Linked DNA regions of Homo sapiens: region 1 is linked to region 2. A link is an interaction called in ENCODE POLR2A ChIA-PET data of the cell type or tissue named here. Cell type or tissue: GM12878. All regions are shown on one strand. Links, peaks and the distances in the headings refer to the core of each region. The heading gives the core; the rest is flanking DNA.

Region 1 (10,629 bases), core at 2,161-7,160, 110 kb after region 2:
AATATGTACAGCTTTTAGTACATTAATCATACTTCAATAAAGTGGTTTAAAACAAACAAAGCTAGGTGCATCTCAAACAGAGACCTTGTCAGCATCAACATATAAAAACTAATAAAAAATAAAAATTTCCAGTGATCCCATTACTGGGCATATACCCAAAGGATTATAAATCATGCTACTATAAAGACACATGCACACGTACGTTCATTGAGGCACCATTCACAATAGCAAAGACTTGGAACCAACCCAAATGTCCATCAATGATAGACTGGATTAAGAAAACGTGGCACATATACACCATGGAATACTATGCAGCCATAAAAAAGGATGAGTTCATGTCCTTTGTAGGGACATGGATGAAGCTGGAAACCATCATTCTGAGCAAACTATCGCAAGGACAGAAAACCAAATACCGCGTGTTCTCACTCATAGGAGGGAATTGAACAATGAGAACACTTGGACACAGGGTGGGGAATGTCATATACTGGGGCCTGTCGTGGGGTTGGTGGCGGGGGAAGGGAAAGCATTAGGAGAAATACCTAATGTAAATGACGAGTTAATGGATGCAGCACACCAACAAGTGATGAGTTAACTGGTGCAGCACATGTATACATATGTAACAAACCTGCACATTGTGAACATGTACCCTGGAACTTAAAGTATAATAAAAAAAATTTTTTACTATGTTCTAGTCTGAAGAATGCTGAATAATAATAGCAAGTGCTACTTAATAAGCACTTCGCATCAGGCATTATTTTTACAACAAATTTACAAGGCAAATTTTTATTCCTATTTTATTGAGAGTGAGTATTCAATCAATTTGGGCTCTAAAGATACCATCGAAACCACTGAGCTTCAGATACAGTACTTAGGCAGTCTGCAGCCTTGTGGGCACATTGAAGCAAGGCTGATACTCCCACAGGTGTCCCTGGTGTCATTGGACCAGTTGTGCAAAACCAGCATCATTTGTTTGCTGGCATGATTGTTAAATACGTTTATTGTCATAGCTTCTGGAAGCATCTAGATGTGTAACATCTCACATATTTAAAATCTCAGAAAAATGCACGAGTTTTACTCCTTTATGGGACTCTTTCAGAGCTCCTACATTTCAGCCCCTGTGAATTAAGCAAACTACACCCACATCTACAATTTGAGCTCCTTTGGGATTCACATGTGCTTTTTGATTTAAGAAGGGTAATTCGGACTCTTGGGAAAAATACCAGAAAGGTTGCACCTCCAAACCTCCCCACCCCTGACCACTTGACTAAGAACTCCCTATCCTATAAACTTTTCCTCTATGAATACAGGAAAGTCAACCCAGAGAGATGATGTTAGATAAATGCATATCATCCTCCTCCTCCTGGGAAAGTCTGGTGTTGGATTCTATGCAGCTAGCAGCTGGGACAATGGACAGAAAAGATCGACACAACCCCCAACTCCCCTTCCAGTTCTCCCTTGCAGTCTGACATCATAAAGCAAGCACCAAGCCAGACACAGTGGCTCCTGTACTCCTAGCTACTCAGGAGGTCAAGATAGGAAGATCACTTGTGGCCAGGAGTTTGAGACCAGCCTGGGCAACATAGTGAGACTCTGTCTCTATAAAAAATAAATAAACATTAGCCAGGTGTGGTAGTGCTCACCTGTAGTCCCAGCTACTTGGGAGGGCAAGGCAGGAGGATTGCTTGAGCACAGGAGGTTGAGGCTGCAGTGAGCTCTATGATGGTACCACTGCACTTGGCCTGGGTAACAGCATAAGACCCTGTCTCTTAAAACACACACACACACACACACACACACACACACACACGCGCGCGCGCGCACACAAAGCAAGCACCAAAGTGAAGAGCCAGCCCCTTCATCAGAGAGAATCTTCCCTTTGGGCTGTTCAGGTCACTTACACAGACTCAAGTAAATTTAGAACCTATTTATCTCCTGCAACTTGCAGAGTTCTATGCCATTTAAGAAATAGCAGGTGGTGGACTACCCACTGCTAGTAAACACCACGCTGAGTGCCAGGCCCTTCTTGCGCGGAGGATAGCTGTGTCACACAGTTTGGCCTCTTTCACAGAAGGGGACATTTGTGGGATGAAGTGACATCTTTTCAAAACACCAGAAGGCTTCAGACTGGCCAGAGCACCAGCCGGCCTGCCTGGCCAGCACAGCTTTCCGTGGGTGCACAGCTGTCTAAATGGAGATGGGGAAATTACAGGGGACAGACAAGCAACCAGCTAAAAAAGAAAAAGAAAGAGGCTGAACCATGTCTCCCTGTTTACAAGGCCGCCACCTTGGAGTCCCAGGCAGGAGAAAGTGCAGCTTGAAGACCTGCCATTTGCAAATGAGCGGGCAGCCTTGGAGGAAGTACTTTTTAACCCCAGCCACAGAAACTGTCCGTGGCAAAATGCGTTGGAAACTCACAAGGAGGGAGATCACCAGGCAGCTTGTCAGTTTAACTCTTTATCGGAACGCACTTAATGGGATTTTACGTTCAGCAATATGAACTTTGAAATACTCAAGTTCATGTTTCACCTGCAGAGCTCCCATCTGTTTTCACTTCACCCTCAGAATTTCCATCTGCTCTTTTTCAGGCCTGTCTAATGGGATGCCCCGTTAGGCTCTACAGCTTTTCCAGGTGCTGAAGTCATGGAAATTTTAGAGCATTTTTTTAAAAATAAAACTTTTGGTCCTACAAGTTACCTGTGAAAATTAATTCCATTGTACAACAGCGTTCCTTGAAAGACATTTCCCAGAATGTGCATTAAGAGGTACCATGGCACATATGGTGATGGTTTATTGCTACACTTTGTGATGCCGGGAGCTCACAGGGGACCTTAAGTAATACAGCTAGGCAGAGGGCTGTGCCCAGGCCATGTTTCCCAGCTGATCACTCAGAGCTTCCCAAGTTCAAGGCCAAACCTGCAGCTCTTCCCTCAACTACTCTGGGCTACGTGAGGGCAAGATGAACCTCACAATTTCATTTGCGCATCCTGGCCTGACCTCGACCTCCAAGCAGCTGACCTGTGTGTGAGGTCAGGGGAACAGCCGCACAGCTTTCTGGAGGCATAGGGCTGGCAGCTTGTAGGAAGGTGGTTAAAGCCATAATACTAGCGTTTGAGATGTGTTCGTGTCAGTGACTCATTCTCCTTGTTTCAGATCCTCCAAAAAGAATTTCACACTGGAAAAGCAGGGGCATTCCATATAAAGTCTGAGATGATTACTAGTGGGGACCAAGTGAGAGCGAAACAAAGGAAGGAGCTAAATATGGCCGTGGCAAAGGACTGGAAGATTTGCAGAAAAACATTTAGTGTACCAAAAGGTATTTACTGTTTACTCAGAAAGGTCTCCAAGTTAGACCTCTGGTTTATCCAATATATACTAGAGATACTGATTCATTTAGCATATGATGCTTTAAGGTCAATCAAAGATTAAACAGGTCACAGGGTCACAGGTTACATGAGTACAGTGGGCAAAGAAGCAGGTCCTGCTGTGTAATTTAGACAGATCAAAAACGGACTCAGATTGTCTCCTCTCTGCGGATCCATCAGCTGGAGATTCACTGTTTGGGTTTAGCAGCTACGATGAAGCTGCAACATTTGCCCACTTAAAGCATTTAATTCAAATGTGCTGAAAAGTGATATGCATTGTTAGCAGCCTGGCCTTTCCATCAGATCATTGGAACCTTCTCTTTTATGCAGTCTTCAGTCTCTCCCAGATAGAAACGCCTTGTCTCTACCAGTGGGTCTCTCCTACTCAGCTCCCTAAGACGGCATCCAGGTGTAAAGGGTAGAAGACAACCCACATATCCTCCCATTGGGAAGGGGGACCCTCTGACCTTGCATGGCTCACTGGGTATGCACTGGTGACATCTGCTGGTTTCAAAGGTTCTGTCCCTTGTCCCAAATGGGACCTACATGCCCGGGTAAACTCATGGCGAGTCATGGGTTCCAGCCCTGCTCTGACGGCCTTGAGTCCATTCTCTTTGACTGTCCTCCCTTCAGCCCTCACTGCCTGGAGACCGGGGCCATCCTCAGCAGGACCAGAGCTGACCCACTGACCACCCCTTCCCTCTCACCTTCAAGCACAGATAAGGGTGTGCTCTCCTTGGCTCTCCTCTACTAACACATCCTTTTACCACTGAAGATCCTGCCTCCCCATTCCTCCGCCATCTGCAAAGGGATGTGGAGAACGCTGAGATGGAACATCTAGGCTGACCCTTGATATGCCAGAGGGAGAGGAGAAGAAAGAACTTAAGACAATTCTGTGTCAGGTCTCAATAGGATTTGGAGTTTGGAAAGCTACTTAAGCAGTCAGTGAAAGTAACCAAAGAAAAGTCCATTTTTATGACTAAAAGAATGAAGCGTATCACTTTCTTAGTTTTACTACCTTTGTCAATTATAAAAAAAAAATGCTTATACATAATATTGTCTGCCTAAAGCTGTAGCCATGTCAGATTCCATCTTTTTTCTCCTTCTGTGATAACAGATATACTGGAGAACATGTTCTTTCTGTGGGTCAGGAGCCTGCCTGAGATCGGGGCTAGAATACAGTCTGTTTCAAGAGGTCCATGTTCATTTTTGAACTTGTGGGTTCTTTTCTGCCAGAGAAGCTGAAACACCTCTATGAAACATACTCTTGAAGATTTCTCTGTCTCAAGCTCAGTGTTTGCCTGAAAAATAGCATCAGCAGCAACAACAAGAAAAGGAAAGCAAACATTTGATGTGATTTCAGCTACATAAGCAAAGTGTTTTCTCAAAGTTTGAAGATGCCTTCATTTAGTAAAGAAAGCCATAGCCCTACAGCACACATATGCGTGGATCTAAGATTTTTCATCTGCTTGTAGCTTTCAAGACGAGAACAAAGAAAATGCTAACTTCTGGGGTCAATGCTCAGTGACCCGCAGGGCTTCTGTGGGACTTGGCTAGAAATGGACAAGAGAGTTGTGTGATATCCTAAAGGTAAAGTGTAAATATTCCCTCCAGAAGAACACTCCAGGTATGTCATCAGATTTCTGAGATCCACATAAAAAGAAATCTTGAATTCTTTGTTATGGTGGTGAAGAATGACTAGAATTGCTAATGTTTTCATTACTCATTACTACTTCATTACTCCAGAAAAAATTTCAGTATAGTTCTAGGAAGCTAAAATACAGATTTGCCAAAAGATGCTCTGGATTTTAAATACAATAATTCGGGATTTAGATTTCTACTCCTATCTTCACAACATGGCATACTATCTTTACGACCTGAGATTTACCAACCTCAATCAGTACCTGCCTCATAGGGTTACTCTAAAGATTAAATGAGACGGTGTTTGGAAACATACATTGTAAGTATCACATGCCTGGCATGTGGAATGTGCTCAAAACACAGAGCCTATTATTCTATTATTATTACAAATCGTATTTTAAACCTTAACCAGGTCCTTTTTCATCCAACAAGTTTTATGCAAAAGAAAGCAAGACATGGGTGGCTTCAGCACTAAATGAGGTAATGTTTTTGAAAGAGTTGGCACAGTGCCGGGGCCATCCCAAAGTCTAGCAGGGCCAAGTGACTTGCTTTGAGTCCCAGAGGTATGTCACTGCTTCCCAAAACTGAGGTTCAGATCGAGGGCTGTCTCAGATCCTTTTCCAATTCACTATTCTGATAGTTAGGAGTAGGGATCAGGGAGTGGCTTTCTTTTTCCTCTTGTTCTTGTATAAGGAACATAAATCCTTTAAGAAGGTTATAGTCATATATATTACAAAGCATAGATGTTCACGGCCTATCAGGCACACAAGAGTTTCTATCCTCTTACATCAATTAGTGCCCTGGAGTCCGCCTGAGCTACAGTAAACATCTGGGATGCTGGGGGTGGGGCAGGGGTAGGGCTGGGGGAGGAAGGGCTAATTCAATCACTATATGCACATGATCTTGGTTTTGAGGCTGTCAATTAGGATGGAAACAAGTCACCAATTACTTCCAAATACCGGGAAATTTCGGTGAGATGTTCATCTGTCCATTAAGAGCCCAACTCAGCAGCACACTCCCACCCCATACCCTCAAATGCATTTCCGACCTGCCACAGAGAAGCCATCCCATCTGGCAACACTGAGGTCCCATGGTTCAGCAGGGATAAGATTTTCAGGATGGCATCCAAAGCCTTTATCCCCCACAACTCATTGGCCATAGAGACCTTTATACCTAGGATCCATACGCCCTTGAAAAGCATCCAGGGAGGCATCAGTTTGTTTGGCTCTCTGTTCTTTTATACAGTACTTATTGAAGCTCTGTCTGACCTGCATGATCTCTTCTCAATGCTGCTTCATGGCTTATATTCCACAGAGAAGGGACATGTTGATCCCTATGATACCAGCGGATGTTAAATAATTAAATATTCTTCTCTCTAATGTCTGCCCTCAAGTCTTCCCCATCCTACTGGACAATGGTAAGATAGTTTTTAATTCCACACCCCTACCCAGCCACGCTTTTCTGTCAAAGAGCCCAGTTGTGTTCAATTTCTAAAATAAGCTGCACTGCCCTCCAATCAGTTGGCGATTCACTTTCAGGAACTGCCTGCCCCGTTTCTTTTGGAGTGAGCTCATTACAGTCTTTGCTCCCACCCCCATCCCTGTCTTTCTGGAGCCCTCCAAGCCTGGTGGGCATCTGCATCTGCTCCCATTGGGTCCTGTGCCCACTCAAATCCTCGTCCATTTCCCACTATTAGATAGAGGCCAAATGTCGCCTATTCCAAACAAATGACTCCCAGCTGAGGCGCCTAAAGACAAGAGCCAATTCCCACAAGTGTGTTAATTTATCTGCTCAAGCCCAGCCTTAGATCCCCTGACTTAAGCCATTTTTATTACTATACTATGAAAATCAAAACAAAGAAACTGACTTTGAAAGTTTTTTTGATGGGATCAATTTGTACTGAGCTCAATATTAACATCTACCCCAGAAAGCTTATTCTACAAGGCACAGATAACAGATACTACTGATACAAAGATCACCAGGGCAAGCCACCAAAAAGAAAATGTCAGACACAAAAAATGATAAGGGTGTTGCAAGGCTGTCATCATTAAAATTCTATGGTAACCTTCATTGTTTACCAAATCCTAAGAAATATAACCTGATTTTTCTTCAGGAACAATGCAATATTCCTTTGGAGACAATATAAGTGCAGTTTCAAATGATTTACCTCTATCACAGGAGAAATGGCTTTTAAATTCATTGGAATAAGGATATTTCAACACCCAGTCTTATAGTCAAGCAACAGACCAATAGTCAAAACAACAATTTTACCAAATTGTAAAAGAATCTTCACATTAAATACTCTATATATCAAACACCTCAACTATGTTAAAAAATCACAGGGCTCTGAGTTTACACATCAAAAGCAGAGGGGCTCCGTATCTCCCTTTTGTTCCTTGATAAAAATAGCCAAATGAATTTTGGCAAAGGACAAGCAAATTAGTAACCATACCACCAGCAGCATTACAACTGTGGTAAGAAACTCAATGGAGCACTGTGTAGAGTCAGAATGGCCGGGTGCCGTGGCTCACCCCTGTAACCCCAGCACTTTGGGAGGCTGAGGCAGGTGGATCACCAGAGGTCAGGAGTTCGAGACCAGCCTTGGCCAACATGGTGAAACACCACCTCTACTAAAATACAAAAATTAGCTAGGCATGGCAGTGTGCACCTGTAATCCCAGCTACTTGGGAGGCTGAGGCAGGAGAACTGTTTGAACCTGGGAGGCGGAAGTTGCAGTAAGCTGAGATCGCATCACTTTACTCCAGCCTGGGAGACAGAGCGAGACTCGGTCTCCAAAAAAATAAAAAGAGTCAGAACATGGCTAGAAAACCTCCACTGGCTGAAAGAATGTCCGGAACATGCCAGGCAGTGTCCTTAGCTGCACTGCCTTTAAACCCAGTAAGGACCTTGAACAGTAGACATTGTTCTTCCTACTTTATGAATGTTGGAATCTGATGATCAGAAAGATTAGCCAATCTGCCCAGTTAATACACAGAGGAATGGATCTGATTCTAAAGTCCTTGGACTTTACGCTAACATTTTCCAAATGAATAAACGTCTTAGTACAAAACACCTCCGGGAAAATGTTTAACATAGACTGAAAACATCACACCTTTCCATGATGTAGAAACAGAAGGAATAGGATGTTAGTTATAACAACACTTTCTTAGGCATTTCTCCAGTGAAATATGTTTTTCACTGACAGGTCAATTTCATGAACTAGAGCCAAAAAATCACATGCAATGGATACAAGTGAAAATAGGTATTTTCCTCTATGTGTTTCGGTAATGACAGCACATCTTTTATGTACAACCATGGAAACCATACTCAGATAAAGGAAGAGCAATTTCAGGTTATCTCCATAACCCCAAAGAAAATAGTCCAAAGTATTACTATTCACCTGAGGAAAAGAAACCACTTTAGAACCATCTGAAAAATATCCTCTGACATCTACAAGAAAAACATAGCCCTTGTTGAGCTGAACTTTTCACTTTTACATTCACCAGGTTACCATCTTGCTAAAATCAGATGACTCTTTACCTAAAAAACAAATCAAACTTGGCATCCTTCTCCTAAAGCTGCAGTTGTTGCTGGTGTTTTGATGGGGCGGTGGTTTGGGTAATGAAACAGGGAGAGGTCAAACATTCACACACCAAGAGTGATGACCTATTGGAATAACAGGAAGTGAAAACAAACTCAATTGCACTGGGGAGAGCACATCAGCAAAGGGGAACCGGAGGCCTCGAGGAGCATGCAGGCCAAGGCTCCGCTTCTTAGTCCATCCCTCCTTTGACTCTGATTTCATCACCTTGCCATCTGATCCTCCTGGTTGATTTCAATTAATTTCCAAGGATGAGAAAACTCACACTTCATTCCAATGCCTGAGAACACCCGAGTGACTGATTTATGGAGACTGTTGTTAGAAAGACAAACAATGACTTGAAATGGCCAAAGAGTTAGTGACTTGCACAATGGTTTATGGTGACCTCAGATGTGGGAGAAGGTTTCAGTTCTTACATTCAGGGTTGAATTACCACCACTACCAAAATAGCTGGGGAAATTTCTTTCCATGATGTCAGGCCAATAAGCAGTGTTTCTAAAGGAAACGAGTCACTGTGGTCTTCACTTCCCCTTCACTTAACCAAGGAGGGGGTTAAAATACAAAACATAGAGGTGTTAGGACTGGCGGCACGTTTTGTTATTTTTCCAGAATGCATCTCTTAGTTTTTGTACTCTGCGATTTTCTTTTTTTTTTTTTTTTTTTTTGATACAGGGCCTCACTGTGTCACCCAGTCTGGAGTACAGTAGCATGATCATGGCTCACTGTAGCCTCAACTACCCAGGTTCAAACAATCCCACCTCAGCCCCACAGGGAGCTGGGACTATAAATGTTTGCCACCATGCCCAGCTAATTTTTTTTATTTTTATTTTTTATTTTTATTTTTTGTAGACACAGAATCTCGCTATGTTGCCCAGGCTGGTTTTGAACTCCTGGCCTCAAGCAGTCTTCCTGCCTCAGCCACCCAAAGTGCTGGGATTACAAGCATGAGCTATATGCCATTTTCTAAAGGTTTTCTGTTTCTTTTTCTGTAACAAGTCTGACTTTGTTAAACGTGGCTCATTCAGTCCTTTCTCAAACTTAAAGTGTCATGTAACTTCTGTGACTTCTACTCTTGAGTTCACCACCTTTCTTACCTCCAAATACCCACCCACAAACGGAAAAACAAACAAACAAACAAACAAAAAACAGTGACCTCAGCAACACAAAAACACAAATTGAAAGGCTCCTGTCCTGAATGTAAAGATGTATAATCACTTACCAAAATAATTCAACATTTAGTAAAGCATCTCTATCTATGAAAACCCATTGAGAAAGAATGTTTAAAATGATGTCTCTAATAATTCCTTTTTTTTTAGTTCTTCAGTTTTAAGCTCAAAACAGAGAAAATGCTAAGAGCTCGCATTTCAATTACAATCTCCTAGGGACACAGAGGTATTGGAGTCAGTCTCTCATATCATCAGAACCTGAGAGAATCGTGGAGAGTTAAGTGAAGATGTGCACCAAACCAATCATACAGGAACACAAGGAGAAAAATATTTCTAAGACGCAGAAAAAAATTCAAATGATAACAATTATTTTTCTAAGAGAGAAAACATCCACAAAATGCATTTCAATCTGCCCAGTGAATGATTTTAGCATTGTCAGTAGTCTCTACACATGACTAACTTAGAACAACAGAAGTAATTCTGAGTAAAGAGGAATCAGAATAAGTTTTATATTTCAACAACCCCACTGCTCTACGTGAATTCCTGTTGATGGAACCACTTCACCGACAACATTTACTGCCAGGCAGAGAGGGGGCAAATTCTTACATAGCACGCTCAAAAGGTAAGATGCATCGGGGACTGGGAGTAGATGAGTCAGGCTTTGGGAGAAAAGTCACAGAAGCTAAGCTTGGACATGCACTTGGAGGTTAGATCTTAGTGCTTGCTCCTTCGCTGCTTGTGCAGGGGTGACCTACGTCCAATGTTAGGAAGGTGCCAAAGACCAGGGGTTTTATATAATCCATGAGGTAAGTCAACACCCTACTGGCCCTATCACTAATAATTATTACATTCTGACTTC
Region 2 (10,629 bases), core at 2,574-7,573:
ATTACGTGCTTTAACAAATAATAAAATTAAGAGTGGATTCACATTGTTAAAGAGGATCGAAGTGTTTTTCAGTCCAAGAGCACCTTATTAAAAAGTAGAAAGTGGTGTCATCTTCATTTACCAAATGAATAACACAGGTCTGGCAGATTTCAGAAATTTGCCCTGAGTTACATGGTTAGCGTAACTTTGAGTCCAAAGTTGTTTCTTGTTTTGTTTTTAACTTCTGCTGCCTTTTCAGCTATCAATTTTCAAATGGAAGGAAACAAGGCCATTTGATGCACTCAAGTATTATTATATATTTTTTACTTCCTCATATAGTTCAGTGAGAGAGCATTTTGAAAACTATCTCAAACCAAAATGAAACTACCATATGTAAAACACCTGGAATTAGGGTCCAGGTCTCATTATAGGTAGCTAAGGTGAACATGTACCCCTCTGTTAAAGACTATCTGAGAGTTTAATTCATATGATGAGAGAGGGAGAGAAAGAGAGAGGAGTCTCACTCTGTCACCCAGGCTGAGTTGAAGTGCAGTGGCGTGATCTTGGCTCACTGCAACCTCTGCTTCCTGGGCTCAAGCAATCCCCACACCTCAGCCTCCCGAGTAGCTGGGACCACAGTTCTGCACCACCACACCCAGCTAATTTTTGTATTTTTCATAGAGATGGAGTTTCATTATGTTGTCCAGGCTGGTCTCAAATTCCTGGTCTCAAGTGATCCACCCACCTCTGCCTCCCAAAGTGCTGGGATTACAGGCGTGAGCTACTGCCACATCTCTTTTAAAACTGAGAAGATTTGGGTCCACAGGGGAAAATGTCTAGACAATAGAGAGACAATTGAAAATAATTTTCAGCTGGGAGGCAAGTAGTGTGGACCAGTAACTATGGAAGGATGGCAATAGGCACAGGCTGGCCTGAGCCCAGAAACCAGCTGAGCTAGATGAAGCACACTTCCTGCAGCAAAGTGAAGGACCTAGGCCAAAAACAGGTCGCTAGTACTTAGGAGGTTGCACGTTTAGCAGGACTAAGAGAGCTTTGCAAGATAGCTCTTAAGTGAACTAATTTGCTGTTACACTGAGTAAGAGAATAGAGTCAGAAACAATGACCATTCCAACTCTCATTATCGTTAAGGCTATTTGACAGTGTTGCACAGGAGGTGCCCTAGTATCAATGTTTGCATCCAACAGAGGGTCCCTCTTCAATTTAGACCTCATTCAGGAACGGACCCATCTGATCAAAAAGCAGATGGGAAAAGGGAAAAATACAATCCTTCTCATGCTTCTCAGAATGGCAAAGACATCAAAAGCAAAATGCTGTTGGGCCAAGCTTGCATACACCAGACACAAAACACTGAAAGGGCAGCCGGCTGAGACCCCACTACAGGGAGGAACATACACAGCCTCAGGTGTTGACCAGCACATGCTACAGGGAAAAGCCATTTCCAAATGTGCATATCATCAAGATTTGAAATTCAAGTGAACTCAGAGAAATAAAAGACCATCCACAAAGCATGATGAGGGCTTTGAAACTAGAAAGTAACATCCCAGTGGGAGAAAAACAATTTGAGCAGAAATTAGGTCACCCACAAAGCATAGCCTTGACCAAATCAAAAGGAAATCTATCTCTTAACCAAATGTGGCTAAAGGTTTTCACAATTTGTTTGGTGAGACTAAACAAATCAGTATTTGTTTATCCCTAACTATACCTAGGTTACCAGTATAGTTATTGCTATGGTGTTTTCTTGGCTTATCCTTCGTTTATCTGGACAGATCATATAGTACCTAGTTAAAAGACCCGTCCGGCTTTTGTTGTAGATAGATATTGATACTATGTCACTCAAGGTCTGGCAAAACCAGATCAGCAATACCTGAGGCTACACAAAACCCAACTCTTTTCTATTCTATGAACTTCTTCATACAGATGGATGGATGGACGGACGGACAGATGGACGGATGGATGGATGGATAGATGAATGGGTAAGTGGATGAATGGGTAAGTGGATGAATGGGTGGGTGGGTGGGTGGATGGATGGATGGATGGATGGGTTGATGGGTGGGTGACTGGATGGGTGAGTGAGTGGATGGATGGATGACTGAGTGGGTGGATGGATGGATGAATGAGCATATAGATGGATGCATGGCTGGGTGAAGGGGTAGAGAGAAGGGCAGTTAGATGAATAGTAGAATTAGGAACTCGTACAAAACCACATGTAGGGAACAGATTTGTTTTAAATTTGGGGATTGATGGGATGATACATCTAATACCAATTAAGTCACTGAGAGACAATTTGGCACTAGGTTTTATCACAAAGGGCAGAGATGTAGTAGAATTAGATGACAGAATGGGAGAGAAGATGGACAGGGAAGATAAGCATCATTTTTGTCTGCACTTCAACCGTTGACTTATTTTCCAGTTTTTATTTAGCCCATGTTCACATGTTTAATGTGTCTGTGATTGATTCTGTTTCCTTCACATCACTTTCAAACTATAAACTCACAGGTGGCAGGGCCAGGTCTCTATGCATTGTCTCCATAAAGGAACTAGTACAAAACCACATGTAGGGAACATATTTGTTTTAAATTTGGGGATTGATGGGATGATACATCTAATACCAATTAAGTCACTGAGAGACAATTTGGCACTAGGTTTTATCACAAAGGGCAGAGATGTAGATTCTAAAGTAAAATTTCAATGTAAAATTACTACCAGAAGGCAAGTTTATGGAAGCAAGAAATATCAATAAGAACTAGAGACATAAATAATCCTAAAAAACTCAACCAGAATATGGTGACAAGAGCTTACCTCCATATTCCCTCAAATAGCCCCTCTTGAAATGAAACCATATAAAATAAGAAATTCAGCACAACCAAAATAATAACAGATGTACTTTAAGTGTTCCCAGACCTAAGCACCTTGGAAAGCTGAGGTCACATTGATTAAAAATGATTCCTCTCTTAAACAACTTTGACACATCGTCTTGGCTTTAGTAGTGAGCAAAGGAGGTCTTTGAAGAAATCTATACCAGGCCAGCTCAGCTCTATCATACATGGTTTTTCTGACCTTTTATTTTTATATCACTGTTCCAATTTTGTCAAGATCATGGAGGTTTTCAAGTGATGGTTCATTGTAATGACAGTTTAAAGCAAAGCAGGTCTGTGTGGGAGCCTGTACTTTAGAAAGACAGCATTGTGGGTTTCAGTCAGCCCCACTGCTTACCGGGAATTCCTCTCGGGGTGGTGCGTGGTTTAGAATGCTAGCACGTGGATTCTCAGTAGAAACCCTCTGTCCAACCCCAATAGCAGTTTACTTCATTAACATCAGAAACTGCAGTTTACTTCATTAACATCAGAAGGTCAATTCTACCTGTTATCACGTCCAGAGATGGTGAGTGCTCCATACACATTATTTACTGATTTTTATGCACCTGACGGCTTAGGAAATGTCTTGAAATCCACTTTAGAATGTTGCTGAAATGATTTCAGTGCTGGGGGAGGAGCAATGGGAAGACCTGTGGGTAATCAAAGGCCTGGGATCGAAAGCCACACCTGGGCAGTGTGGTCCCAAGGTGACAAGGGATTCTAGCCAAGCAGGAACGGGTTTGTGCAGAGGGCTGCCTTTGTCTAGGAATTCTGTCTTAGGCTTCTTATTAACACTCTTGCTGTCCATCATCATGTGACCTGACAGAGATGGAATCTCCCACATCTGGGGACAGCATCCCCCAACATCAGTTCACAGGAAGCCTGTCCCGCAAAGCATACAGTGCACACCTGCCTGAAAATACTGACTGCCAATATTTTGGCAAGGAATGGAATTCTTGTGTTTTTGTTTGCTTGGTTGGCTTTTTCTCTCCTAGAAGTCCCTGTAGGAATAATTAAACCAAAAGTTATTTAATCAATCAAGCATTTAATTAATCAAAGGTATCATGTGTATTTTTTTCTAATAGACTGGATAGTCATGTGTTGTATTGCAAGTGCTCAACAGCCTTTTAAGTTGCTAGGCTCTTCAGGCACAGACACTATTCTTCCAGAAGCCGGCCCTGTCCTAGGACTGTGGGTCGCACCTGCACATGTGCGTATTGTGTGCATAATCACTGAGCTCAACCAATAGCCATGGAGCTTTGTAACAGTTGACCTGGGGCACATATGTGTGTGTGTGTTTGTGTGTCCACACTCCCAAAGGAGTAATGGCAGCACATCCAGGAGACAATCAGAAGGTACATCATCCATTAGTTTAAGTTCCACTGAGAAATCAGCACCCTCAAAAGGCCACACTGCAGGCAGTTACCATGAGTGTCAGTACCAAAGTCCTTAGCTTGCATCACCAAGTTGCTCAATAAATCCTTACAAGTGTTGAGGTTTTGCTCTGATATAGGAGCTCAAACGAGAGGATGAGCACAGTGGTTCATGCCTGTAATCCCAACACTTTCAGAGGCCGAGGCTGGGGGATTAATTAATTGAGGCCAGGAGTTTAAGACCAGCCTGCACAACATAGCGAAAACATTTTTTTAAAAAATTAGCCAGGCACGGTGGCATGCACCTGTAGTCCTCACTACTCGGGAGGCAGAGGCAGGAGGATTGCTTGAGTCCAGGAGTTCAAGGCTGCAATGAGCTATGATTGCACCACTGCACTTCAGCCTGGGCAACAGAGGGATACCTCATCTCTATTAAAACCAAAAAAAAAAAAAGAAAGAAAAAGAAAAAGAACTCAGACAGAGGCTGTGTCTTCTTCATGCTTCAATCTGCTTCAGAGTCAGGCTGGCCGGAGGTCCAGCAGCATCAGTGTCACCTGCAGAATTGCTAGAAACGCAAAGTCAGGGCTCCACCTCAGGACTCCTGGAACAGGGTCCATATTCTCACAAGATACTCAGGGGTATGTTGGGATGTTGAAATTTGAGCCTCACTGCTCTAAAGTAGACAAATAGGACTCAGGATTTGGGAGCCACCTGGCAAATCCCAGAGACACGACTCCACCTGTCATCCCTGGAGCCGAGAACCAGCAGAAGTTATGGAGTGCTTACGGCAGCTTCCTCACCCACTCCTTTGCTAGTCCCAGTTTTCACAGGGCAGAGAGATGCTCCCTGGGTTGCCAGCATATTCCAGGGCTCAGACTGGAGAGAAAGTAGAATGAGAGGTGGCTCTCAAAGGTTTGCAAAGTCTTCTCAGGCTGAGCAATGAAGTGTGCCTTCTTCCTGTATCTTCCACAAACCCACATACAGTTAAGAAGTTGAAGAAAAAAAGAGGAACAAGGGACAGTTGAAGCAAGCCTACTGAAGTGTCCGATGAGATATATTTTTAGGTTTCTGGACAGAGGCTCAGGTCAAAAGGAGTCTGATGAACCTGAACATCATTGATTAAATCATTCACTCATTCACTTGATATTAATCAAGTAGCTACCCTATGGGAGGCCATGTTTCAGGTGCTGTTGTGCCAGCACCATCCCTGATACAAGGCTGGACATCCCCAACATGAAAACAGGGTCCCCAGAGACACCACCTGCTACACAGAGTTTCCCTCCAAGTTGGAATCCTCTCAGGAAAGGCTGGGCCAGGTACAATAGGCTGTTTCTCCCAGCAAGGTCAAGGAGTCATCGGGGTGACTGGTTTTCAAAGCGGAGCCTGATCCACCCCTGGGGAAATGCCCTTGCTGTCTACTGCTATCTGTTTAAAAGGTGGCTCCTTAAAGGGTTAACATCATCCTCAGTGCTACTCTCAGATCCTACGCACAAAGAATATTTAAAGCACATCTCCTCCACTGCTATTTATCCACACGCATTCCCCACCCCAGCCTAATCACATTCCTACTTCAGTCTATTCATAAAAATGTTGGTGTAACAAATGGCTATTTAAAGTCCTCCTTCGGGAGCAGATGCCTCTTTGCCCTACAGGCTCCTTGAAAGTAGGCACCTGTCTGAGCCCCCCGGTCGGCCTGCCAGTTTGTCTTGTTCATTATTTCTTAGTTCAGCGAATTACCTTACTTCATGAGGCAAGAAAAATTCCTGGCACTCTCTCTCATTATTAAGAATGATTTCTTTTTATCCTTAATCCCAATGCCCAAACACTCAGTTGCCCATGGCAGGAGCTAATGTGTGTGCATACCTGAGATAAGGGCCAGTCCTCTTGGCCTTTTTATTAGGACATTATGTTAGATGGCTCTTCTCCCTTCAGTGCTTCGATACAATTTCATTCCATGTGAATAGGGGTGGTTCTCCAGAAACCCCAGCCCTAGTGAGACACACGTTCAGATTTTATGAGGTAGGTGCTGAATTTGGCTCATTCCCACTGGGACAAGGATTCAAGGGCAGCCTTTCAGAGCACATGGCTTTCTCTTTATGTCGCATAGGTTACAATGCAGACTGCAAGGACCACAGTCTTCAGAGTAGGATTTTCCTCCTATCTGAATAGACATATTTGCAATCATTTCCAAATGACACTGTAGAAATTACATATTTATCAAATAATCCCGCTTGGTTGGTTGTACCAATTTGTACATCCTGAAATCATTTCTATAACAACATGGAAAAGGGAAGGCTCCTCTTTGGACTATGAGAACTAGGAATTCATTTCTAGTCTATTGAGACTTTCCAAACTAAATTTTTTTTCTTTCCTATATCAAATAAAGTGATTTTTGTGATCATTTTCATGTAAACAATTTGCATAACAAGAGCCAACATTTAAACACTGTGTCTGTGCAGTTGTCTCCTGGCATAGACCGAGAATGTATGAACTCAACATGTTTGCCCCTCTGTCATTCAATGATGTGAGTGGACAAGGTTGGGATGGAGACTGGAAGTAGAATTTTCCAGAAGGTGTTGCATATAAATGTGGAAGTATATATATATCCTCATTATAATGGGTGAATTTTATAGCTATGTCTACATGTGCAAATTAGTCTATTTTAAAGTGCTATACTATTACCAACATAAGGCAGCCGGAGTGGAGATGAGTCCCAAGATTAATTAAAAGGAACTGGCTATTTAAGAAAGTAAAATAACTGTATCTAAGTTGGAGAAAGATGAGTTTGGAAGCAGACAAACGAGTGAACCAAGGGAGAAATGGCTGCTGGCTCTCTGCCTGCAAGTCTTTAGAGGATGTGAGTGCCACTGAGGAAAAAGGGGACTGTTGTTTCTCATGGCACCAGGAGGCTGTGACTCGGAGAAAAGAATGAGATTAAAACTTTAAAAGCAAAGACAAACCTTCAGCTCCAGAAGAACGTTTCCTAGAGATTGCTCTAAGCTGAAGAAAATTATCCCAAGGAAGTATACTCATAGGATTGTAAAGGGAAAGTCTTAGAAAACCTGAACTCATATGTCTCAAGCAAAGGACTTGATGTCCCAGTAAGATGTGTGTTGCCCTGAATTTCCACTTTCTGCCTAATGTGAGGCTCCTGGACATGGGAGAGAATCACGTGCTGCCATGCCTCTACCCCAGTGTGCTGTAACATGGCCCAAATGCTGCTCAGCTTCCCGCATCTATGCAGCTCAGAGCTGCAGTGGGTCTGTGTGTGAGTGTTGGCACTAACCCAGCAGGCTCCAGCCTTGAGGGATGTTTCCCAGGATGTGCAGCCACCAAAGAGGCCCCATGAGAGGATGATTCCCTATACCTCTGAGTACCTTCACCCTAGAGAGCCCTGTTGTCCCATCCGTCTGTGGGGAAATGAGTGCTCCCTACCTCAGTACCTTGCCTGGGGAGTTACCTGTGATGGGCTCTGTGACAGACAGCAGAAACACGGTTCTGATCATCAGACAGCCTCCTCAGTGGTTCTTGAGCTGAGAACACAGCCACTGCTTGATAAGGACTGAAGGTACCACAAGCAATGCAGACTTCACTGCCGCATTAGCTGCCTCTGACCAGTTTTCTCAAGGTAACTGTACCAAGAACACAGAAGGACCCTATTCACCCTAAATCCATGCATTTTTGCAACTGCTTCTCCCACCTGGAACTGCAAAAGAAGCAAAGGTCCAGCGAGAAGCACCCAATGCATAATCCTTCTCTAGTGACCCATAAGGAAGTGGAAGCCATGGGGCTTACAGACTCACCATACCAGGCCAAGAATTGGCGTGGCTTGCAGAGCTCAAATCAGATCCACATCCATTCCTGGCCCGTCACACCCACATGCATGCTACCTGAATCCTGCACTACATCCCTCAGAAGCTTTAAAGCTCATGGTGAGCTTTAAAACCAACTCCCAGACCCCATTCCTAGAGACACTGGATTGAATCAGTACCCCAAACTAGAATGTGCAGACACTCAGAGCCACTAGGGCAGCTTATGGCCATCAGATGCTTATATGCCAGAAGGTCTAGAGATGACAGCCAAATCTTGACTAGTCCGTATGTCAAGGGATCCCAGGTACTAATTTTCATAGAGAAACTGCCACAGAGGATGCCACATACTCTGCCTACTTGATTTCTATTTGGAGGGCAGCACTTTGTAATGAAAATCATGTTGGGCCTGAATCCCCAGGTGTCGCTTTAGTCACCGGAAGTTCCTAAGCCTGCTTCTTTACCTGTGAAATGGACTAATACTTATGCAAAAGGTTCACTCCAAGAGTTAAATAATAGACAGCATATACAAATGCTTGGTAGCCAATAGGTTAGCTGGATGTTGGTCAACTGAAAGCATATTAAGTAAAAGAGAGGTGTCAGATACTTAGAAGGTTCAGTTTTTACACTTTGGTTTTGTTTGGTTCATTTATTGCCCATGTGTGAGGTCAAGGTCAAGCTGATAGGTTCCTGATTCCATTGCCCCTGGCTGGAATGTCAGCATCACCAGGGCAACAGTTGTGTCTGTTTTTTTCATGTGCCTAGAACAATGCCTAGAACATTACAGACACTCGATAAATATTTTCTGAATAAATTAATATGAAGGTAGACAAGTGACTTTGCCTCCCTGCATCTGGTCACTGTCCAGAGGAATCTGAGCAGTGTCCTGGCATCGTGCCTGGAGGACACTGACCATGGGGATGCCTGTGATGCTCAGACACAGCCCCGCATGCAGAAGATCCTAGAGAGGCGGCCCAGAAGCACCTCTCAAGTGCCAGGCAGTGCTTTAAGGCTTCTGGAAACATCCGATGTCATTATTTAGGGGGAGATTATGAAACAAAGCAATCTTAATTTTCTTCTATTGCTCTTTTTTGGGGCTTAGAGCAAAGTTAGTTCAAATATTTTTAAGCGGCTCTCATCACATAGGACTAAATGCCTTCAGATCCTTCTGTGATTCTGCAGGGAAGTTGTTTCCGGCTCTGTCATTTTCTGAGAAAAATTACTTGCCAAGGTGTCTCTTGCAGTGTGTGGCCTGGTATTCCAGGTGGGATCTGGTCTGAGCAGAGCAGTAACATCTGCCCTTAGACGGTGCCAGGCCCACTCGAAAACGCTTTATACAAAATCCCTCAATGAATCATCTGAGCAACCTACAGGGGGGTGGGTACTGCCATTATCTACTCGTGCTCTCACTTTAGAGAAGTAAGAACTGAGGCACAGAGGGTTGTTTGTTGTTTTTCATTCTTTTGGTCGAGGCCACACAGCTCCTAAGTGGCAGAGCTGCAATAGGACTGTTAAAAGAAAAACCTTAGCCAAATTAAATTTAACAGAGTTTAATTGAGCAAAGAACGATTCACGAATTGGGCAGCCTCTTGAACCAGAACAGGCTCAGAGAGACTCCAGCACAGCTGCGTGGTGGAAGGAGATTTACAGACAGAAAAAGGGGAGTGATGTGCAGAAAACAGAACGGAAGCACACAAACAGCTGGAATGGTTACAGCTCAGCGTTTGCCTTATTGGAAAACGGTTTGAACAACTGGATGCCTCTGATTGGCCAGAATTCAGTGATTGGCACAAGCGTAGGTTACAGTTTGTTTAAACCTCCATGTAGGTTATAATTCACTATATACAGAGAAATCTTTAGACTGAACTTTAAATATGTAAGGAGGTAGCTTTAGGCTAAACTTGCTTTAAGAGAACCCAGGCCATCTGGTGCCATGATCATGCACTTATTACTGAAATCCGCCTTCTCCCCACAGAACAGGACTGCTACCTCCCCTACTCTGGGTACTGCATGCCTATCCGTGAGGCTACATCACATCTTGGAAAGACAGAATGGCTTGGTTTAAAACACAAGACAGAGACTTTAAGAAACATCACATTGCCTCTCATTTGCTGTCTGTAGTACCTTGGCCAAGGGACTGGACTTCTCTGAGCCTCAGTTACCTCATCTGTAAAATGAAGATGGCATCCACCCTGCAAGGTGGGCCTACACAGTGAACAGGAGAAAATGCTCATGCTGTGCATGGTGCTCAGCGATGGGACAGTGTTGCTGTGGGCAGAAACAAGGAAACATGAGTAGAGCGCCCAGCTCAGCTGCTGGGCCCTGACAGTAGCTGCTTAATTCAGGTTCACCCTCTCCCCTTCTCCTCTTTCACTCTTGACTCATTTACCCAACAGGTTTTGTTTTGTTTTGTTTTGTTTTTGAGACGGAGTCTTGCTCTGTTGCTCAGGCTGGAGTGCAATGGCACGATCTCAGTTCACTGCAACCTCTGCCTCCCGGGTTCGAGCAATTCTCCTGCCTCATCCTCCTAAGTAGCTGGGATTAAAGGCACCTGCCACCACATCTGGCTAATTTTTGTATTTCTAGTAGAGA

What was found. ChIA-PET counts read pairs that join two places held together with the same protein. Peaks named below come from ENCODE experiments on the same cell type or tissue, not always from the same donor. Only the 100,000 strongest peaks of a DNase experiment are listed, where the experiment ranks them.
Region 1: POLR2A ChIA-PET joins it to region 2 with 7 read pairs; 1 of 35 experiments calls an interaction of 5 or more read pairs at or near these places.

The regions. Positions count from the first base shown.
Region 1 is chr13:22,113,268-22,123,896 of GRCh38, reverse strand. The region is part of intron 3 of LOC105370108 (a long non-coding RNA gene); the gene reads right to left. It also overlaps the pseudogene MTND3P1. Among named protein-coding and RNA genes, the nearest start is that of LINC00540, 92 kb to the left of the region's middle. RefSeq lists an enhancer at 8,704-9,043. In GM12878, for the core only: no CTCF peak of the experiment used is centred there; a DNase peak (open chromatin) is centred at 2,376; H3K27ac peaks cover 554 bases.
Region 2 is chr13:22,222,677-22,233,305 of GRCh38, reverse strand. The region is part of intron 1 of LINC00540 (long intergenic non-protein coding RNA 540); the gene reads right to left. Among named protein-coding and RNA genes, the nearest start is that of LINC00540, 18 kb to the right of the region's middle. In GM12878, for the core only: no CTCF peak of the experiment used is centred there; DNase peaks (open chromatin) are centred at 3,193 and 5,215.